Regions from separate parts of the Mus musculus genome. Here region 2 is linked to region 1. The links are chromatin loops, found by intact Hi-C in ENCODE. Cell type or tissue: left cerebral cortex. All regions are shown on one strand. Links, peaks and the distances in the headings refer to the core of each region. The heading gives the core; the rest is flanking DNA.

Region 1 (10,331 bases), core at 1,193-9,192:
AGCAGGGCATGGTGACATATTCCTGTCACCCCAGCACTGTGGGTGCAGAGAGAGGCAATCTCTAAAGCTCACACCAGCCAGAGTAGCAGAAGCAGTGAGCTCCAGAGACTGTCTCCAAAAATAAAGATGATCAGGAAAAGATGAGGGGTGGCAACCTTTGGTTTATACACACGCACACGCACACACATGTATATACATATACTTGCACACCCATCGACACATATCCACACTAACAATTACATATACTACACATACACATACAGGTGCACACACATAGGCACACACAGGCACACCACATACACACACAATAAATAAATCAATCTTGTCCCTACAAGAACACATATATAAAAGGGTTGGTGAGCTCACTCAGTGAGTAGCAAGACTTGTTATACAAATCTGGTGATGAGAGTTCAATCCCTGGAACCCCCAGAAAGGTGGAAGGAAAAAACAGCTCTGCAGAGCTATTCCCTGACCACCATACCCCACATATAAGAATAAATAAAAAGAATAAATGACTATTCTCAAGAGAATAGTCCTAACAACATCCTTCATAATAAATTAGAACACAGAAAAAAATCATTAAATAAGGACCCAATAAACAAAATGTGGATTTTGTTTATGGATTTCACACAGTGAAATAGAATTCTATTGCTTAAGACACTGGCATGAGCACCGCTGCATGAGCCTCAGGGATAAAGCTTGCAAACAGGGAGACAAGCCAGAAGCAAAGGCACTAAACTCATCACTTGATTTATATCAATCTCCAGAGTAGGTGACTCTGTAGACTCAGAAGTAAAAACTGTGTTGCCTGGGAGTGGGGTTTTGGGAAGTGAGATCACAGACAGAGGGTTTTTTGAGTTTTTTGAGGGATGGTTAGGGTGGTGGTTGCATAACCATGCGTGTGTTCAGCAAGCTCGTTGAACTGTACAAATTTTTTTAAAGATTTATTTGTTTGTTTATTGTGTGCGTGAGTACATTGCCACTCTTCAAACACACCAGAAGAGGGCATCAGATCTCACTACAGATGGTTGTGAGGCACCGTGTGGTGGCTGCAAATTGAACTCAGGACCTCTGAAAGAGCAGTCAGTGCTCTTAACCGCTGAGCCATCTCTCCAGCCCCTGAACAGTACACTTTAAATGGGTGAGTTACAACATATGTAAATAACAGCCCAATAAAACTGTCACCAGAGGAATTAAAAAATAAGCCATCAGACCCCTCGCTGCTCCATCCTGTCCTGTTCGACGCCAGATCTTCTGACCGGGTCCTCCAAGGGGCAGGCCCTGAGGAGTGGATGGATGTCAGCACTTCCTGGGAGTTCGCGATGCCGCTGAATTGTGTAGTCCTCAGACTGGATGGCTGATCCTCACTTTCAGATCCGGAGAGAGCAAGGGCCAGAAAGCCAGCCAGGGCTCCCTCGGCAGCAAGCAGCCGCACCAACACTGGTCTCTGCATAGCAGTTGCTTGTGAACTTCCGCCTCTTGACAGAATCTTACAGATTAAGATTGGCACATGGCGCCCCCCTGTGGACTACTGCAGAAGGCTCCGCGTTCACACTGCTGCCAGGCTTTGCAGCACTCATGCTCCTGAGGGAAAGAAGTTCCCGTTCTCCCTCCCACGGTGGGACTGGCTAACAGACAGACAAGCCTCCACTCTGACTCCCTCTTGCCCAGGCAGTTGTCCTTTGTGTGCAATGTCTTTGCTAATTGCCCAAATACTTCCAAGAGAAAGATACAATCAGGGGGAGCCATCAAGAACTTAGGCAGTCCACGATCAAGTGGGCACAAAAAGTACTTATCACAAGTACAGCAGTGCCCTGTTCTCCAAGTTCAGTCTTTGCTGATCAATTAAACTGATGTTTTTCTTTCAATTTTGAGGATTGAGCCCAGGGTCTAGGCAAATGCTGTACCACTGAGCATATCTGTAGACTGTGTGTGTGCTTGTATGTGTATCCATGTATATGTGGGGTGTGTGTGTGTGTGTGTGTGTGTGTGTGTGTGTGTGTAGGACCAGTACTTTATTCTACAAAGAAGAGGGTCTTTCACTGGGTCTGGAGCTGACTGAATGGCTAGAATAGCTGACCAGGAAGCCCCCAGTGATCCTTCCACTTCAGCTCTCCCAGGGAGGGGATTACACACACCCAGACTCTCACGCTAGTGCTGGGATCCAAACTCAGTCCTCATGTATGTACAGTGAACACTTTACATCTGAGATCGATATATATATCTGTCTGTCTACCTATATAAAGTGTGTGTGTGTCTGTGTATTCTATCTAGCTATCACCTACCTATCTATCATCTATAGCTCTCTCTTTAAATTTTACTTATTTTGACATGGGGCTCAATAGGCTGTCCCAGCAGACCTTTGACTTGTGACCCTTGTGCCTGTCTCCTGAGTAGCTAGGATGGCAGCCCTGTGCCACCAGGCCCATTCTGATTGGACTAGTTCTTGATAAAGGCTTGCTGTAGTGGCTCCACTTGCAAGTGGTGAGGTTGCCCTTTAACATGGGTCTTCTAGAAATCACAGCATACATTCTAACACCAATTCCTGATGTTGGTTATTCAAGTACAGCTTCCAAGGAGAAGAGAGAGTGTGATTTTAGGCAAAAGATCTCCCAGGTAGCCCTCATAGTACTGTCCAGGGCATATAACAACATTTAGTTCAATCTGTTGATTACCTGTCTACTGGACAGCTTATGTATCTTATCTGCACAAATCTTCCCGATAACCCACAGGAGTTGTTATCATTGCTTTACAGTGGAAAACACTAAGAAGGGCTGAGTGGGGTGAGCAGTAGAGTAGGGTTCACGCTCAAATCTTTGCACCTGTTTGTTCTCTCGCTGCCTCCGACCCCTTTCTGACTTTAGCACCACAAGTTATGAACACTCCCTGTCCTCCTTAGGTAGCCTTTAGCCTCTAAGGAAACCAACGAGACTTCATTTACCAAAACTTGAGTGCCATCAGGCAAGATGCCAAGACACGAAAGTGAGGTGTGCCACTGTCAAGGTCACTGTGGTGGACATACAAGTGCACAGGCATGATCAGGATCCTCAGCCCAGGCTCCAAGACAGTCTACAGTGTCACAGCTTGGCCTCAGGTAACAGAGTTGAAAAGGTAGAGGGATTGATGCCAACAGTGCCAGCCCAGCTGGCAAGAGGCAGGCTGGCAAGTGGGACGGTATGCAGCACTCCATTTCCATTTTGAAGAAGCACAAAGATACAAACATGCAGGCTCTCCTGGCATTCCTTAAGGGCTTCACCCTGATGTTCTGGATCTGAAGAAGAATTCTTTGTATATCTTAGATATTTCTAGAAGCCTTTGGCAAACGTGTTAGTGTTCTAAAGTCCAATGCTTAGGGAAAGAGGAAATGAATATGGCAAGAACTGGTCTTTCAAGATCCCCTGGGTACTCAGGCAAACTGACTGCATTCAAACCAGTAAAGGTGGCCAAGTTACCCGGATGTTTGTCTGAGACAACACAATGTTGTGTTCTGTATGGCCAATTCATGTGGACTTATCGAGGGGCCATGCTGGCTGCAGGCTCTTATCTCAGAGAGCATGTGAACAAGGGTGACTGCTGTAAACACCATGACTGCTTGTTTGCTTCAAGGGATTTTGGGTTGGGTTGGTTTGTTTTTCTGTTCTAAAAATAAAAATAAGAATTCAAGTAGTCAAGAAGCAGAGGCAATCTCAGACAAGTAAAAAATGCATCCACAAAACCATGGTGGATCAGGAGAGCCTTGGGGACTGACCCCACTGAGGTGCACAGCAGGAAACAGCTGCTGTGCTCTTTGCTAAGCTGGTGAAAACTGCTGTGCTCTTTGCTAAGCTGGTGAAACACAGGGTTAAGCAGATGGCACTTAGAGTCAGGGGTTGTCACACTTCCTGCAGAACAGGTCCCTGGCCCAAGCCCAACAGAGATCTGGCCGTCAGCTCCTGGAGAAGAGTCTGTCCCTGCTTGAGAGGCCCTGCTCTACTGAGGAGTTGGTGTTCAATGGCACTGTCAAGTTTGGTATCATAGTTTATTTCAATTGTGTCTTGGTGACAACCTGGGAGGTCACACTACATGGCTGCCTGGCATTGAAAACTGTAGAGGAGACAGAACTTCCTGCAGCCCTACAGTATAACAGAAGGGTGGCTGCATAGCAGGGACACCTGGTCAGGGACTTTCTCCTTGACTCTGATGCTCTCCTTGCCCAGCACTGGCTGTGGTTACCAGCAATTTGCCAGTGGGCCAAGAAGATACAAGGGCTGCCACCAAATAAAGTCAGGGGACAGAGATACTTGTAAAGTATCAGTAGCTATCACCCATATTATCCATCAAGACATATCACAGGGCAATGAGCCCCATTAAAAAATCAGATTGCCACCAAGTACTCAGGCCTACAATTCCAGAATTTAGCTGAGGCAAGAAGATCACTAGAAGTTCAAAGCCAGCCTGGGCTATTTAGTGAAAACAGCGTGGGCTACAGAGTGAAACTCTTCTCAAACCCCTCCACTATCAGAGCAGACCTATATTCCCTGCCCTCCCTGCATTCATCATGTGACTACATTCTAAGCAATGAGAGACTGGAAGAACTGTTCTGAGACCCAAGGAAGGAGGCTAGCCCTCAGTCCCCATCTTCCTCCCCAGAGACCCAAGGAAGGAGGCCAGCCCTCAACTCCCATCTTCCTCCCTAGAGACCCAAGGAAGGAGGCTAGCCCTCAGCCCCCATCTTCCTCCCCAGAGACCCAAGGAGGCCAACCCTCAGATCCCATCTTCCTCTCAGTACCTGCAGTCAGATGCACAGGCTGGAACACCCCCATAACTTCTTGGATGCTGAAAAAGCAGGGTTTCCCAAGCCTTGAAGAACCTGTGACTCACCTGGACACTGGTCAAAACTGCGTACTGGTTCAGTCAGCTCCTTTGCACCCTAACAAGGCTAGGTGCAGACCCAGTGGCACAAGCATATGGGATAGTCAGGCCTGAGATTCTAAATTACACTATGCACTGAAAAAATTCTTGGAATTTTTTTAATGGAAGTAGCAGACGATAACTCATTAAGAAAAAAATAAATAAATAAACCAGGGAGGCATGAATCCTCACAGCCATGTCAATGAATACAATGAATGGTTATTTGAACCAGATGTCTGCCTTTTTTCAAATTACTTCCTTAGAAGAACCCATTGATCACAGAGAAAGGCCACAGTTTTGCCTTGGCAGATGGCAGCTTCAGTATTCAAAAGAGGTGTCCTCAGCAGTAGAACAACATAAGACCACTGGAGAACTGACGACCCAATGAGGAGAATTCAGCATACGATGTGTGATGTCCCCCACTAAGCCATCCATAAATGCAGTGTGATAGTAAGAAAACCCCAGGCCAGCTGGAAGTGAGGGCAACTCCACAGAATGACAGCTCCTGGATGTTCAAAAGTGTCGAGGGGAGACTGAAAAATGCTTGCAAACTAAATGAGGCAAAAAGTCACAAATTGAACACCTGTCAGCTCTGAACTAGGTCTGTCACTACATAGGACATTACCAGGATGGCCAGGGACATCAAGGGATCTGAGGACAGAGAAGTTACAGTCACCTGGGAGACCGCCCTTCTTCAGTGTTCAGGGCACGAGGCATCAGGCTGGCGACTCCTATACTATACTCGTAAATTTCTTTTATACCTCGTGTGATAGTGTCAAATAAATAAACTTTAAAAAGTCACCACTCCACACTAGAGGAGAACATTTTTCCACTCTGTCACTAGGGGTTTGAGGCTTGGATGTGAACATGGCTGTTTGGGTCTGACTGTGTCAAAACTCTCCTTTAAAAAGTCAGTGGGCTGGAGAGATGGCTCAGAGGTTAAGAACACAAACTGCTTTTTTGTATCCAAGTTCAGTTTTCAGCATCCCTCCTAGGCAGCAGCTCACAGTCAAGTGTAGCTCTAGACTCAGGGGATCGTCTAGACTAGACTCCATGCTGGACTCCACAGATGCTGCACTGGAACACACACATGCCCCCACACAGACACACAAGCACATAACAAAGAAACTGGAGGCAGGTGGAGTGGAGAGATGGCTCAGCTGTTAAGATCTAGTACTAGCCTTGCAAGTCGAGTTCCCAGCACTTCAAGCAGGCTCACAAGCACTTGTGACTCCAGTTCCAAGGGATCTGTAGCAGGCACACATGTGATGCACATACTATATGCAGGCAAAACACTCATACACATAAAATTTTTTAGTTTTTTAAATCAGTAAAAAAAAAGTTATGTTAAAATTACTTTTGAGGATACTAGACATGTTTGGGTATTTATTTATTTATTTATTTATCTATGTTTTTCGAGACAGGGTTTCTCTGTGTAGCCCTGGCTGTCCTGGAACTCACTCTGTAGACCAGGCTGGCCTCGAACTCAGAAATTCACCTGCCTCTGCCTCCCAAGTGCTGGGATTAAAGGCATGTGCCACCACTGCCCGGCTACATGTTTGGATTTTAATTTCTTTCCAACTCCCTGCTCTCAGGCTCCAACTCCAGTTACAAGAGACTTTCTACTCACACTGAGCTGACTTCTCAGAGCTTTTACTGTTGGAGAGGGACAAGGCATAGAGATTTTATAGCTGTTACTAGGCTAACCTCAGGGTTGTGCTGCTTGTCACCAACCCTCATTTACACACTTATTCATATGAAGTGTAATGCTTCTACCTTGCCGAGTCCTGACAAAATATACCAGGAATCATGTACAAAAATCAATACACTCAATTTTATTAAAATGCAATTCTTTTGCTCATTAAAAGACACCATTTAGAGCAGAGCTTCTTAAAATTTGTTCCTCTCATGACCCTTCCCACCTGAGGAGCAGCCGCATGGTCCTGGGTATACAGGTAGATTAACAACTGCGCAGCTAACATTTACTGAGAAATAGATTATGGTAGATCATAAATTTATCCTAAAACAATTATGTGTTACACATAAGTTCAGCATATTTATTTAAACTGGGATGCATATGCTTGTTTATTTTTTAATTAGCTCGGGTTCTAGAGTATCTTCAGTGTTCACGAAGCTCATCTGTCGTCTTACGATTGTTAGCGCAGAGAAGGCACTGCCCACGGGCATGCAGGACAAGGCAGCAGGACTGGTAAGGCCATTACAGACAGTGCTGGAAATTCTAAATTCAGGCCAAAATTCACATGTCAGTTTTCTGGTCTTCATTTTTCTACTGAAGCTCAAGTAGACAACTCAAGTGGCAATTGTTGTTGTTGGTGGTGGTGGTGGTGGTGGTGGTTGGTTGTTTTTGTTTTGTTTTGTTTTGTTTTGTTTTGTTTTGTTTTGTTTTGAGACAGGGTTTCTCTGTGTAGCCCTGGCTGTCCTGGAACTTGACCTTTGACTGGACTGGCCTTGGACTCACAGAGCTCCACCTGCCTCTCTGCCTCTGCTCCCAAGTGCTGGGATTAAAGGCATGTGCCACCACCACCCAGCTTCAAATGGCAGTTTTAAAAACTAAACATAAACCAGGCATGGTGGCTCATGCCTTTAAACCCAGCACTCAGGACTGAGAGGAAAACAGAATTCTGACTTCAAGACCAGCCTGGTCTACATAGTAAGTTCCAGGACAGGTAGAGCTACATAGTAAGAGCCTGTCTCAAAGGACTGAAAATAAACAAGTAAATACAATATAATCTAGACTGTGCTTACCTGACACGGGCTTCAGAGTGGCAGGAGGGAATATTCATGGCCCATGCTTCCCATAACTGAATCATGTTTCTATACAGACAGAAACCATCGTGTGTACAGTACAATGCTACCATCATAACACCCAAGAGTCACAAACTTGAGCTGAGCCATTTCTGGCAGGGACTATGGGTAGGGTGGGACAGCATGCAGAGTCTGATGTGTGCCTGCCGTATGCTCAGAATCAAGGCTGCGTCAAAGCCACCATGCGCAGTTTGCGCGCACAATGCCAGAGAGGCCTTAGACCCACTGTACATTGGATTTCTGAATTATTTTCTGCTTGCTGAACTTTAAAAACCTTTTGCTTTTGCCACATTTTCATGGTGTCCAAGTTCAGTTATCCCACATGGGGTGAGGTCAAGAGGTCATGAAGTATTGAATGGGCATAATCACGAAACAGAAGAAAACACTCACAGCACTCATGTGGCCTAGGGCTGGGATCCAGGACACACAGACAACTACACCTCAACAATAAACAGTCAACCCAAGTTTTAAAAGCTGGAGCCCACTGTGACGGCATACATGTTTAATCTCAGCTGCTTGAATGACAAGACTCTTGAAGTAACTTTGAGACAGGGCTTTTCTGTGTAGCACTGGCTGTCCTGGAACTTGCTGTGTAGACTTTGTTGGCCTCAGAGATCTGCCAGCCTCTGCCCATTCAGTTCTGGGATTAAAGGAGTGTGCCACCATCACTAGACCCTTCAAGTGAAATGTTTAAAGGAGTTGTAGCTGTAGATGTGACTCAGTGGTGGGACCACTTGGTTCACATGGTCAAGCCCCAGGGTCAAACCTCAGAACTAAAAAAAAAAAAAAAGGTGGGAGGGATTTGGAAGAAGGAGAGAAGGAGGAGGGGAAAAAAGGAGGAGCAGGAACAGGTATGGGAAGAGACAGGGGAGATGTACAGTGGGACAGGAAATTGAACAGAGGTGTATAGCAATAGGGGATGGGGAACTACAAGTAGCCACCAGAAAGTCCCAGATGCCAGGAAAGCAAGAGCCTCCCAGGACCCCATGGGGATGACATTAGCTGAAATACCTAACATAGGGGAGATAGGACCTGTTGAGACCATATCTAGAGGTTAGCCATGCCCCTTGCCTTCTGGTTTAGGGATGGGGCCACCCACTCATCTCCAAAATTTTAACCCAGAATTGCTCCTGTCTAAAAGAAATACAGGGGCAAAGAGTGGAGCAGAGATTGAAGGAAAGGCCATCCAGAGACTGCCCCACCTGGGGATCCATTCCATATTCAAACACCAAACCCAGACACTATTGCTGATGCCAAAAAGAGTTTGCTGACAGGAGCCTGATACAGCTGTCTCCTGAGAGGCTCTGCGAGATTCTGACCAAGACAGATGCGGATGCTCACAGCCAACCATTGGGCTGAGCACAGGGACCCCAACAGAGGAGTTATGGAAAGGACTGAAGGAGCTGAAGGGGTTTGCAGCCCCATAGGAGGGACAACAATATCAACCAACCAGACCCCCCAGAGCTCCCAGGGAATAAGCCACCATCCAAAGAGTATACATGGAGGGACCCATGGCTCCAGCTGCATATAACAGAGGATGGCCTTGTCATGATAAAGCCCATAATTATGGATAATTAACATATTTTAATTAAAGTGTTGAAAAAGAAAAATATGACTTTAGATTGAGTTACTATACTTTTCAAAATAAGATTTATGTCAAAATTCATATCATATTAATAACAATATTCTGAGTTGGGGAGGTGGTGTAATCCTGCATGGCAGGAACCTGATGCTGGGAGCAGAAAGCAAAGTCAGAAGTCCAAGGTCAACCTTTGCCCCAGAGCCTCTGCCCCACAGCCTCTGCTACAATAGCCTCTGCCCCACGGCCTCTGCCCCACAGCCTCTGCCACAGCCTCTACTACAATAGCCTCTGCCCCAGAGCCTCTGCCCCACCCTCTGCTACATAGCCAATCTGAGTTCAGTTTAGGCTACATGAGACCTACAAAACAAATGAAAGATGTCATTTAAAATGTACAGACCAAGCCAGGTATATTGATCTAGGACCATAATCCTTGCACTGGAAAGGCTAGGGTAGGTAGACTATGAGTTCAAGACTGAGGGATACAGCCTTTAATCCCAGCACTTGGGAGGCAGAGGCAGGTGAATTTCTGAGTTTGAGGCCAGCATGGACTACACAGTGAGTTCCAGGACAGCCGGGGCTACACAGAGAAACCCTGTCTCAAAAAATAAATAAATAAATAATAAAAGATTGGGAGATACAGAAGACTTCAAGTCTTGGAGTAGAACAGTCAAAAACATAAAAACTGGCAGACAAGAGGAAAAAAAGTTTCAACAGGAAAAGCAGCACAGGGACTCTAAAGACAGCTTGGTGGATAAAGAGCACTGGCTGCTCTTCCAGAGGACCTGGATTCAATTCCCAGTACCCACACGGCAGTCTGTAACTCTGGTTCCAGGGGACCCGACACCCTCACATGAACATACATGCAGGCGAAACACCAATGCACATAAAATAAAAATAAATAAATCATTTTTTAAAAAGAGCAAAAAGAATAAAAACATGAGGGCTGGAGAGATGGCTCAGCAGTAAGAGCACTGTCTGTTCTTTCAGAGACCTGAGTTCAAATCCCAGCAACCACCTGGTAGCTCACAACCAT
Region 2 (10,331 bases), core at 993-8,992, 330 kb before region 1:
GGGGCCCAGTGATGGTGGGTGGTGCTGTATCTGGGCTGGTGGTCCTGGGTTCTATAAGAAAGTAGGCTGAACAAGCCTTGGGGAGCAAGCCAGTAAGCAGCACCCTTCCATGGCCTCTGCAGCAGCTCCTCCTCCAGGTTCCTAATGTGTTTGAGTTCCTATTCTTTTGTTTGTTTGTTTTTTTGTTTTTCAAGACAGGGTTTCTCTTATAGCTCTGGCTATCCTGGGACTCACTTTGTAGACCAGGATGGTCTCAAACTCAGAAATCTGCACCACCACTGCCCAGCTTGAGTTCCTATTCTTGTTTCTTTCAGTGATAGAATACAAGGTGAAAGTATAAGCCCAATAACTCTTTCCCTCCTTGCTTTTTTTTTTTTTTTTGGTCATGGTGTTTTATTGCAGCAACAGAAACCCAAGCTAAGAAGCAGCCATCTGGCAATAGCATAGATAAGTACTTTCTCCAGGACTGGGTGCCCAATGGCTAGACTGAAACTTATGAGGGACTTCATATACAGATTTACTTGGACTCAAATCCCTTTCTATGTGATTAAAGATCAATTATAGAACCTTTCTAAACCGCACTGTTGTTCAGAGGGTAACAGTATTTGCTGTCAAGCCTGACGATCTGAGCGTGACCCTGCACAACACAGTTGAAGCAGAAAACCAACTCTAGCAAGTTGTCCTCTAACCTCTACTCAGGCTCACATGCACACCATGAACAAGTAAATGTAAACTTTACTATTCCAACACACAGATTAGAAGCTAAAATACCTAGGGTGCTACGTTAGGATTAGTCATTGGCTGAGTGTGGTGAAACCACCTTTCCTTTGGGAAGCAGAGGCAGGCTGATCTCTGAGTTCCAGAACAGCCACGGCCACACGGTGACTACACAGGGACACCCCACCCTCCATATAGTTTGGACTTTTCAACTGTTAATTTCCCTATGAAAATGGCTTTCTTTGTTCTTATTCGTCTAGGATTACATAATTTCTTGACATTTACTTAATTTAACTGAGATGGCAACAGACTTCTTAGTACTTCATAAATTATTTCATTAGTTCTTCAAAAAAAGGTTACTTAGCTAATGACACATATCAACGTTTATAGGACAGCAGTAGGGATCAGCAAATGCTGGCAATGGACTTCCAGCAAAGACTGCTATAACTTGTAAACTATTAGCAGCAGTAATATAATGGAGGTAGAAAAAGCTTTGAAGAGTAAAGAATTTAAGAACTCATTAATTATTTTTTGCTTGAGGGCATGCATTCCTTAGCTATTGATTTCTATCTTAAATATCTCACAGAAATAACTTTACAAGGATATATCTGGGAGAACAATGTCAATTATCCTTCGAAACTTCATACCAGACATTCAATCTATAACACAGAGATTGTGACAATTTTAAATGAAGGTTGTTTTTAATACATGCATATTAGCTTGCAAAACACTCGAGTTTACTGTATAAAATAGGGTCTTTTGTTAGTTTCCTTGTTTTATTTTTGAGACATACGGGCTACCTTCAAGCTTCCTATATCCTGAAGATGACTCTGAACCTCTGCTCCTTCTGCTCCCACTTCCTGAGTGTCAGAATTACAAGTATGGGCCACCACAACCAGTTTATGTGGTGCCAGAAAACAAATCCAGGACTTTGCCATGAAAAATTCTACCAATAGAATTATATCCCCAGCCCAAAACATTTATAGTAAAGAATTTTAAACCAAATTCTATGTTAAAGAACAAAGCAAAGGGCCTTTGTTACTAAGAAGACACACAGTTAGCTAGGCAGTGGTGGCGCACGCCTTTAATGCCAGCACTTGGGAGGCAGAGGCAGGCGGATTTCTGAGTTCGAGGCCAGCCTGGTCTACAGAGTGAGTTCCAGGACAGCCAGGGCTCCACAGAGAAACCCTGTCTTGGAAAACCAAAAATAAGTAAAATTTTTAAAAAAAGAAAGAAGAAGAAGAAGAAGAAGGAGGAGGAGGAGGAGGAGGAGGAGGAGGAGGAGGAGGAGAAGGAGAAGAAGAAGAAGAAGACAGAATTTAGAGTAAGCTGCAGCAGGAAGAGGCACTTACCTTGCGGCCCACGTACACAGGAATGCCAATGATCATGGCGGGAATGGCAATGCCAGCTATGAGAGCAATCCCTACGGGAGCACCAACAAGGGTTCCCAGCTGCCACAGGATTTTCTTCTTTCGGCTCCAGGGTTTCTTCCCCCAAAAAGTACAACCTGAGGGACTGAGAGGGGAATTATATAATAGCTTTTAGGAAGTAGCAGGACAAATAAACTACAAACCATCAAAGCAACAACTGCAGAAAGGACTGCCTCTTCATTACCCATTCATACCTCATTACCCCTTCCTTTTTACTTTGTGTTCATTAAAAAGCCAAAAGATTAGAGAAAGATCCACTAAAGTTATAAGAACAGGATATTGCTAATTATGATTTTAAATTTATCCCTAGTTCTCCATGACTTTCAAAACCTAAGTTTCTGAAGAGTGTACTGATACACTCATAAATTCACCTTGGGACAGGCTGTGGCGGCCTACGCTTTAATCCTGGCATTTGGGAGGCAGAGACAAGTAGATCTCTGTGAGTTTAAGGCCATCCTGGTCTACAGAGCTCTAGGATAGCTACACAGAGAAGCCCTGCCTCAAAAACCAACTTAATTAGTTAGTTAACCAACCGATCTTGGGTGCCTAAATGAGACACTTTATTGATAAGAAAATTAAGAGCTGGATTAACTGCACAGAACAGCAAATATTAGCACTAAAGTTCAACAGTAACACTGGGAACCTTTACTTCCTATTTTTATTAATTCTAAGTTATTTAAGTATAATTTGTTAACTTTTTTTTAAATGTATATAGGTGTTTGGCTGGCACAATGTAAGTGCAGTGCCCTGGAGACCAGAGGAGGGTGTCGGATCCTCCGAACTGGAATTGTGGATGGTTGTGAGCCACCATGTGGGTACTGGGAGTCAAACACGGTCCTCTGGAAGAGCAGCTGGTGCTCTTTTTTAAAAAAGATTTATTTATTTTTTGTATATGAGTACACTGTAGTTGTGAGCCTTCATTTGGTTGTTGGAAATTGAATTTAGGACCTCTGCTCACTCTGGTCAGCCCAGCTGTTTATTATTATAAATAAGTACATTGTAGCTATCTTCAGATGCACCAGAAGACAGACCTCATTATAGGTGGTTGTGAGCCACCATGTGGTTGCTGGGATTTGAACTCAGGACCTTTGGAAGAGCAGTCAGTGCTCTTACCCACTGAGCCATCTCACCAGCCCAATTTGTTAACTTTTAAGCTTATATAAGTAAGAATAAAATCCATCTCTTTATGTAGCTTATAAATCTTAGGAATAAAATTACTTAGATTAATATTATTTTCCAAACAAAAACTCTGATATACAGTGTAAAGTCTATTTATGCATAAATAGTTCTCTCTACAAGCTTACCTTAGATAATGTAAATCGGAGATTTCTTTCATACATAGCCAACAAAACTCACAACCACAGACAGCACATGTCATATGATTGCAACTCCCATCATTCATCTTTATTATATAAGCAGCACATCGTGGACATGGCTTTATATCATCAGCTATAAGGAACAAAGAGACAAGAAAATATAAAGTGTATAGAACATTAGCAGTCATAACACTACCCAACAAATCTTTGCAATTACAGTTCATTAAGTGGCAATTTTAGACTGTTGGTTTTAGTATGGAAAAAATATACCTTGTATTAAATTTACAGGTTGTAAACATTGTTTCAAACACTGTAGCAATGAGAACAAAGAGTAAAGACAAAGGGGAGTTCAGAACTGTATACTGCTCTTTCAGTGAAGAGGCCACTTTCTTAGGAAGTGGCCACTTCATATTCACCTACGGCACTGTCCACAAACAAACGCACACTGTGGAAACTCCCTTTTCTCTTGCAATTACAACAACCATGAGCACTATAAATCATAGAGAACAGCTTCAGAATAAAGGCAACCACTCTTATCCTCATGACTGCTAGTGAGTGGTCTCTGTCTTTCTGTTCAAGTGTCATGAATCAAAGTATATGATTAACATGTTACAAATACACAACAGTGCCAAGTTAAAAATCCAGTCGTAGATAACCTTAGGCATCAACAAAGGATAAGAGCTATACTATCATTTGAATTCTAGCTGTTCTTTGAGTAGCAACCTGTAGTTATCTAATGGTTTCCATTACCCATCTATATTCTCTATCTTAAATGCAGTTCAGAAAATGTATTTATAATGCCAACCACTGGGTTTAAGTATTTGTTCCATGCCATTATTTTTTTAAAGAATTATTTATTTTATTACATGAGTACACTGTAGCTGTCTTCAGACACACACATCAGATCCCATTACAGATGGTTATGAGCCACCATGTGGTTGCTAGAAATTGAACTCAGGACCTTTACAAGAGCAGTAACCACAGAGCCCATGCTACTACTTTTTAAAACATTAAGGTAATATTCTATTTTCCTTTCTACAAGTTTTATGCTTAATTTTTAACTGCTTTATCAAAGAGTTCAAGTTTTCTTAGTGTTTCTTATAAAGCTGTTTACAACTTAAAAATTAGTAAGGCTCACATTAGTATTTTAATAATTCAAGCTATTTTGAGCAAACTAATGGCTCTAAGCAGCCAAAGACAAAGATAAATGATTAATTTCTAGAATATAAAAAGCACTTATATGATTTAAATGACTTTAAAAATATAACATTTGCACTACAAATTTTAAACACAGGATAAGAAAAAAAAGCTGTCTTTTACACATAAGACAACATATATTTCAAAAAGAAATGCTATTCCTATCTGCTTAAGAAGCAGCAAACACAAAATGTAAACTTATTAAACATTATGACATTATTTTTGGATTTTTTTGAGGGTGGAGGTAACTATCGCATAGTTCTAGAGTGTGAACTTTGTATGTAACAATGTTGTGTCACAACATCAGAAAGCTTGAACACAACCCACCTGAACTAAATCCCTGGTTTACCTGGCATGATACCACTAGTTTTACTTAGCTATAAAAGAACTTTGGTTATTTCAACAGATAGCCACATTCAAGCCAAACTGATAGAGCCTTTGCAGAATTTGCTAGTTATAACAAGCAGAGCCTTCCAGTGTAGCATGGTTACTGATACTCCCAGGGTGACTATTTGGAGGAAGCCCAATATTTGCTTAGATAACTAATTTGCAATGTTCATTTTTAAAAATATCAAAAACCATTTCAGTGTTCCTTCTTAATTAGTGATGGTTCACACCAGCTCAAATCTCTAGCAGATCTCTGTGGCATTTCCATATCTAACATTGTAAGAATGTGTATGAGCTAGAAATGTTGCAACCCCACAGACATAAGCATTGTTAGTGTCTTCATTTTAAGTTGGGACAAATGCCTTGCTCAGGCCACAGAGGAAAAGGAGGCTGGAGTTTATTCTATGACTCTACGTGTCTGTGTGTCCTGTGGACAGACATATCTCCGCAGGCAGAGGAAAGCATGCCTGTTATCTCCAAGGAAAACGTGCAGTGGCTGCTGCTCAGTCTCCAGGACCAGAGCCTCCCGAAACTCTGTCTGCATCCCTATGCATCGTTATTACAACTACTGCTGATGCCTTTGCGTAAGGCCTCAGATCTTTAGGAGAGGAAATGCAAACAAGCCAGTAGGCAAGTAAGAAGGAAAACTCAAGTATATTATATAAAATATTAAACCCATAGTAAAGCTTAAGAGACTTGTTCTCAAGCAGGATAAAGTATATGACAATCTCAATATATTACTGGTTAGTACGAATATGTATTACTGGTTGGTAGGAATATATTTTTCTTTTCTTTTTACAAATTTTTATACTTTTGAAATTTTTCTGTTGTTACTATCAAGACAAAATGTTTCCTAGGGATTAAAACTCCAATGAACAAAGAAAATTCTTAGGTAACTTAATCTCCTGCCTAAAGACACCTAGAAGTTCTGTGTGTCTTCCTAAGTAAGGTATGGTTTTTATCCACTTACTCCTAGATTGAACATACAAAGTTTTATTTCACAAAATATTTAAATGAAACATAATCTAATTACATGGTATTCATACAAAAAGAAAAACCTATAAATTATTCAATCCAGGTAATACATTCCAAATTACTATTTATTAAATGTATTTACAAGTTTTATATACCATGCATTTATGAATAATAGATACAGACTATACTCAGTGGCTTTTTTTGTTGTTGTCAATGACAGAAAAATCTTTCCAATCTTAGACCCACTTTCTGTGTTTATTAAACAAGAATATATCAAGAGTAAGGTTTCTATAAGAGAAACATAAGACACCTTTTTTTACTGCTGTTTTTCAAGACAGGGTTTCTCTATGAAGTCTTGGCTATCCTGGAACTATCTCCGTAAACCAGGCTGGCCTTGAACTCACAGAGATATGCTTGCCTCGCTTTCCAAGTGCTTTGTTTTCTCCAACTTGGTCATGGTGTTTCATCACAGCAACAGAAACCCTAACTAAGACAAGTTGGTACCAGAATAATGAGGGATTGCTGTGACAGCCCTGACCATGTTTGGGGGAGGACAGTGGAAGAACATCGGAAGTTGGGGTTAGATGGGCCAGTGAATGCTAAGAGCTCAGTTGAGAAGTCTTTAAGAGCTTGGAGGATAAGAATGTTGAGAACAATGTAGAAGATGGAGGCCTGGCTTATGAAGCTTCAGAGGAAAGTTTAAAGATTAGAACCATTTGCCATTCTGAATTAAGATTCTGCCATTCTGGTCAGCTGGGGCTGTAGAGTTAGCTGCAATTAACAAGAGACCAGCACCACTGAAATAAAACCTTTGAATTACTGGGACAATTGAAGCTGGTTAGCTGGAGCTAAGAAATTAGCAGTGATTAAGAAGAGACCAGCATCACTGAGGTGAAATCTTCTGGGAAGTGTTCCTGAGAACACAGAGAAGCTGTGTTCCAGAGGAGGCCAAGGTTGGACCTCAAGTGCTAGCAACCAAGCTTGGCAGTGTAAGAGTCACCCAGGTAGTACTGGTTTCTGAAGGCATGAAGTGGTCATGAAGAGCAGCTGAGGCTTGGCACTGTTTAAGAGGGTAGGAGAGGCCATTATCGGTGAAGGTGCAGTCTCAGTGTCAGGTTGAAGACCTAGGACTAAAGAAGCCATGTAAAGAAGTTGAGGTTTGGCACCACAAGGAGAGCCTATGAGAGGGTATGGGTCAAAGTGCGGCCCAGTTGCAGCTGAAGACCCCAGTGTTTTAGGGATGCCAGTACTGTGAGATGATCACCAAGAACAGCCCCAGCAGTGGGGTGGAGCCAGACAGACCCTAGAAGACAAGCTGTGTGTGCTGTAGAGGGCACAGACAGAAAAGTGACTCAAGCCCTTTGTAGTTCAGAAGATCATGAGTGGATGGCTGGAGTTTGGTTTGGTTTTGATTTGACTGTGACTATGCCCTGATGTTTCCCTCTTGAAGTAGGAAAGTACTTTGTTTTTGTTTGTTTGTTTTTTACTGGAGCCAACAATTTAAAGAGTTTGGATTTTAAAAGAAACAGTTTTAAAGGGACTGAAATTTTTTGTTTCTTCTCTCATATATTACATTCTAACTGCAGTTTTCCCTTCCTTCCATCACTGAAGTCTCTTCCCTACATCTCTCTTCTCCCCCAGATCCAGCCCCATGTCTCTGCTCAGAAAGAACAGACTTTCCCAGGGACATCAACTGGACACAGCATAACAAACTACGTAAGACTAGGCACATACCATCACATCAAGGTTGGAAGAGACAACCCAGTAGGAGGAAAAGTATCCCACGATGATCAAAAGAGCCAGAGACAGCCCCCACTTCCACTGTTAGAAATTCCACAAGAACGCCAAGCTATTTACCCATAACATATATGCAGAGGACCTAGGTCAGACCCCTACAGGCTTCCTGATCTCTGTGAGCCCCCATGAGTCCCAGTTGGTTGATTCTGTGGTGTCCCTGACCCCTCTGGTTCCTCTGATCCTTCCTCCCCATCCTCCACAGAACTCCCCAAGCTCCACTCAATGTTCGGCTGTGGGACTCTGCATCTGCCCTTATCAGTTGCTGGGTGAAGTCTCTGGTCTCTCTGATGGGAATTATGCTTGGGCTCTGGTCCCAGAACACTCTGTGGGCAGGACAAACTGTAGATCAAAGGTTTTTTTAGATGGGTTGGTGAGGAACTGAAATTTTAATGGGTCTGAAATTGTAAAGACTGTGGGACTTTTAAAGTTATTTATGTTTTTAATGTGCAATCTTGGGGCTAAATAAGTAAGGAAAGGTTGTAGTTTAATAGTGATATGTTTGTGTGTCAAGATGACAAGTGGTCAATTGTACTGGCTGATTTTGTATGTCTACTTGATGCCAGCTAGAGTCATTACAGAGAAAAAAGCCTCAGGTGAGGAAATGCCTCCATGAGATCCAGCTCTAAGGCATTTTCTCAATTAGTGATCAATGGGGTAGGCCCAGCTCACTGAGGGTGGGGCAATCCTTTGGCTGGTAGTCTTGGCATCTATAAGAAAGTAGGCTGAGAAGGTCATAAGGAACAAGCCAATAAGCAGCATCCCTCCATGGCCTCTGCATCAGCTCCTTCCTCTAGGTTCCTGTCCAAACTTCTGTTGGTAATGAACAGCAATGTGGAAGTATAAGTTGAATAAACCCCTTTCTTTCCCCACCCCCCCCAATCACCAAGCAATCTCTATGTGTCAAATAACTTATTATTTTTAAAATCAGATAGGGACTAGGCAGAGGGCTCAGTAAGGAAAGTACTTTCTTCATATTTATGAAGATCAAAGTTTGAATCCCCGGAAATCACACACAGACGGGCAAACAAGCACAGAAGTACACACACGTCTGCAATCCCAGTGCTTCTATGGTGAAATGGAAGGCAGGGACAGGGGAAGTCCAGGGTAGCTCTACTGACATACACAACAGAAAAAAAATAAGGCACCCTGTTTAAGGCAAGCAAAAGGTGAGGACCTACACCCACATTATCCTCTGATCTCCACTCATTTGCCCCCTCACGCCCCACCCCACCCCACCCCGAGTATATAAATACAGACATAATACCTGCTGCTCCAGATTCCTGGCTGTAACTAATAGATGAAGAACGTATAGTTCTTAAGCGTAAACTTTGGGCTCTTTCCTGTCGAGCAGCATCACAGGTCTGGTTTGGATGCCAGATCTGTTTACAGTGGTAGCAAAACTCTGTTCCACAGCCTTCTCGCCCACAAGTTAGTTTTGGACAGCTGGCACATCCAAATGCTATCACAGCGTATCTTGAAAAAAAAAAAGGAAAATGATTTAAAACGCATCACAAAACAAAAGCAACTTAGTAAAAATTGAAAAAAAGAATCCACTTAAAACACTCAGAGAGCACTTTTCATATCTGCATTAATACACATCATAAACAGCTACAGTCTAACCAACACGAAATAAGAAAAAGGACAGTTATAAATCAAAGGATATAAATGACTTTTAAAATTTCTAAATTCTTTACTTTTGAATTTTAGCCAGGTGTGGGTGGGGTGCATGAATTCCAGCACTCAGAGGCAGAGGCTGGCAGATCTTTGTGAGTTCAAAGCCAGGACTATATGAGAAGACCCTGTCTCAAACAAACTAAACAATAACAATGTCACATAATAATCTCATGGACTTCTACTGGAAGTGAAATAGACTTGGGGTGGAGTTGAAGAAGATGGCGAGTACATTTACGACTGGCCTTAATGTCTATTCTCTCAGTAAGTATTTTTAATATTTAAAATTTTAAACTTGAATTTGGGTACTGTTAAGACATTTGTCCCAGAGAAATTAAATTATCTTCACATCAACTTTCATAGCAGATATATTCATAATAGCCCCAACTGAAAAAAGGACCCAAATGTCCATCAACCAGCAAATGACTAGGCTGTCATGCACAGCTCCTACACAAGCATCAAAACAAATGACTGACAGAAGTAACAAGATGTAATCTCTGGGAGATTACTTCAAGTTAAAAAAAAAAAAAGTCAGTTTTAGAAAGTTACAAACTACATGCCTCTGTATGTGTAACAATTGAAATGACAGGCTTTAGAAATGGAAAGTGGATTAATGACTGCCAGGGCTCAAGGGAGAGAGCGGGAGGGAGTAGACACTTAGAATGACATGAGGGATTATTACCTTTTTTAAAAAATTGGGCTTTTTACTTGATTGCTTTGTTTTGTCTTAAATTTGAGACAGGGTCTTACTAAATTACTACATCTGAACTTGCTATCAGCCAGGCAGACCATGACCGTGTGCTCCTGCCTCAGCTTCTTCAGTTAGGGGTAGTGTTACAGC

The links. Hi-C counts contacts between places; a loop is a spot of excess contacts. Peaks named below come from ENCODE experiments on the same cell type or tissue, not always from the same donor. Only the 100,000 strongest peaks of a DNase experiment are listed, where the experiment ranks them.
Region 2: it touches region 1 in a loop (2.3-fold over the local background); 3 of 42 quality-filtered maps call a loop at or near these places.

Annotation. Positions count from the first base shown.
Region 1 is chr15:36,577,230-36,587,560 of GRCm38, forward strand. No RefSeq gene overlaps it. Among named protein-coding and RNA genes, the nearest start is that of Pabpc1, 27 kb to the right of the region's middle. In left cerebral cortex, for the core only: a CTCF peak has its summit at 1,526 (motif pointing left); DNase peaks (open chromatin) are centred at 1,516 and 5,883; H3K4me3 peaks cover 297 bases.
Region 2 is chr15:36,250,932-36,261,262 of GRCm38, forward strand. It overlaps Rnf19a (ring finger protein 19A), which reads right to left. Exons shown (of 10, transcript NM_013923.2): 3 at 9,084-9,292; 4 at 3,452-3,596; 5 at 2,070-2,232. Among named protein-coding and RNA genes, the nearest start is that of Mir8097, 16 kb to the left of the region's middle. In left cerebral cortex, for the core only: no CTCF peak of the experiment used is centred there; no DNase peak of the experiment used is centred there.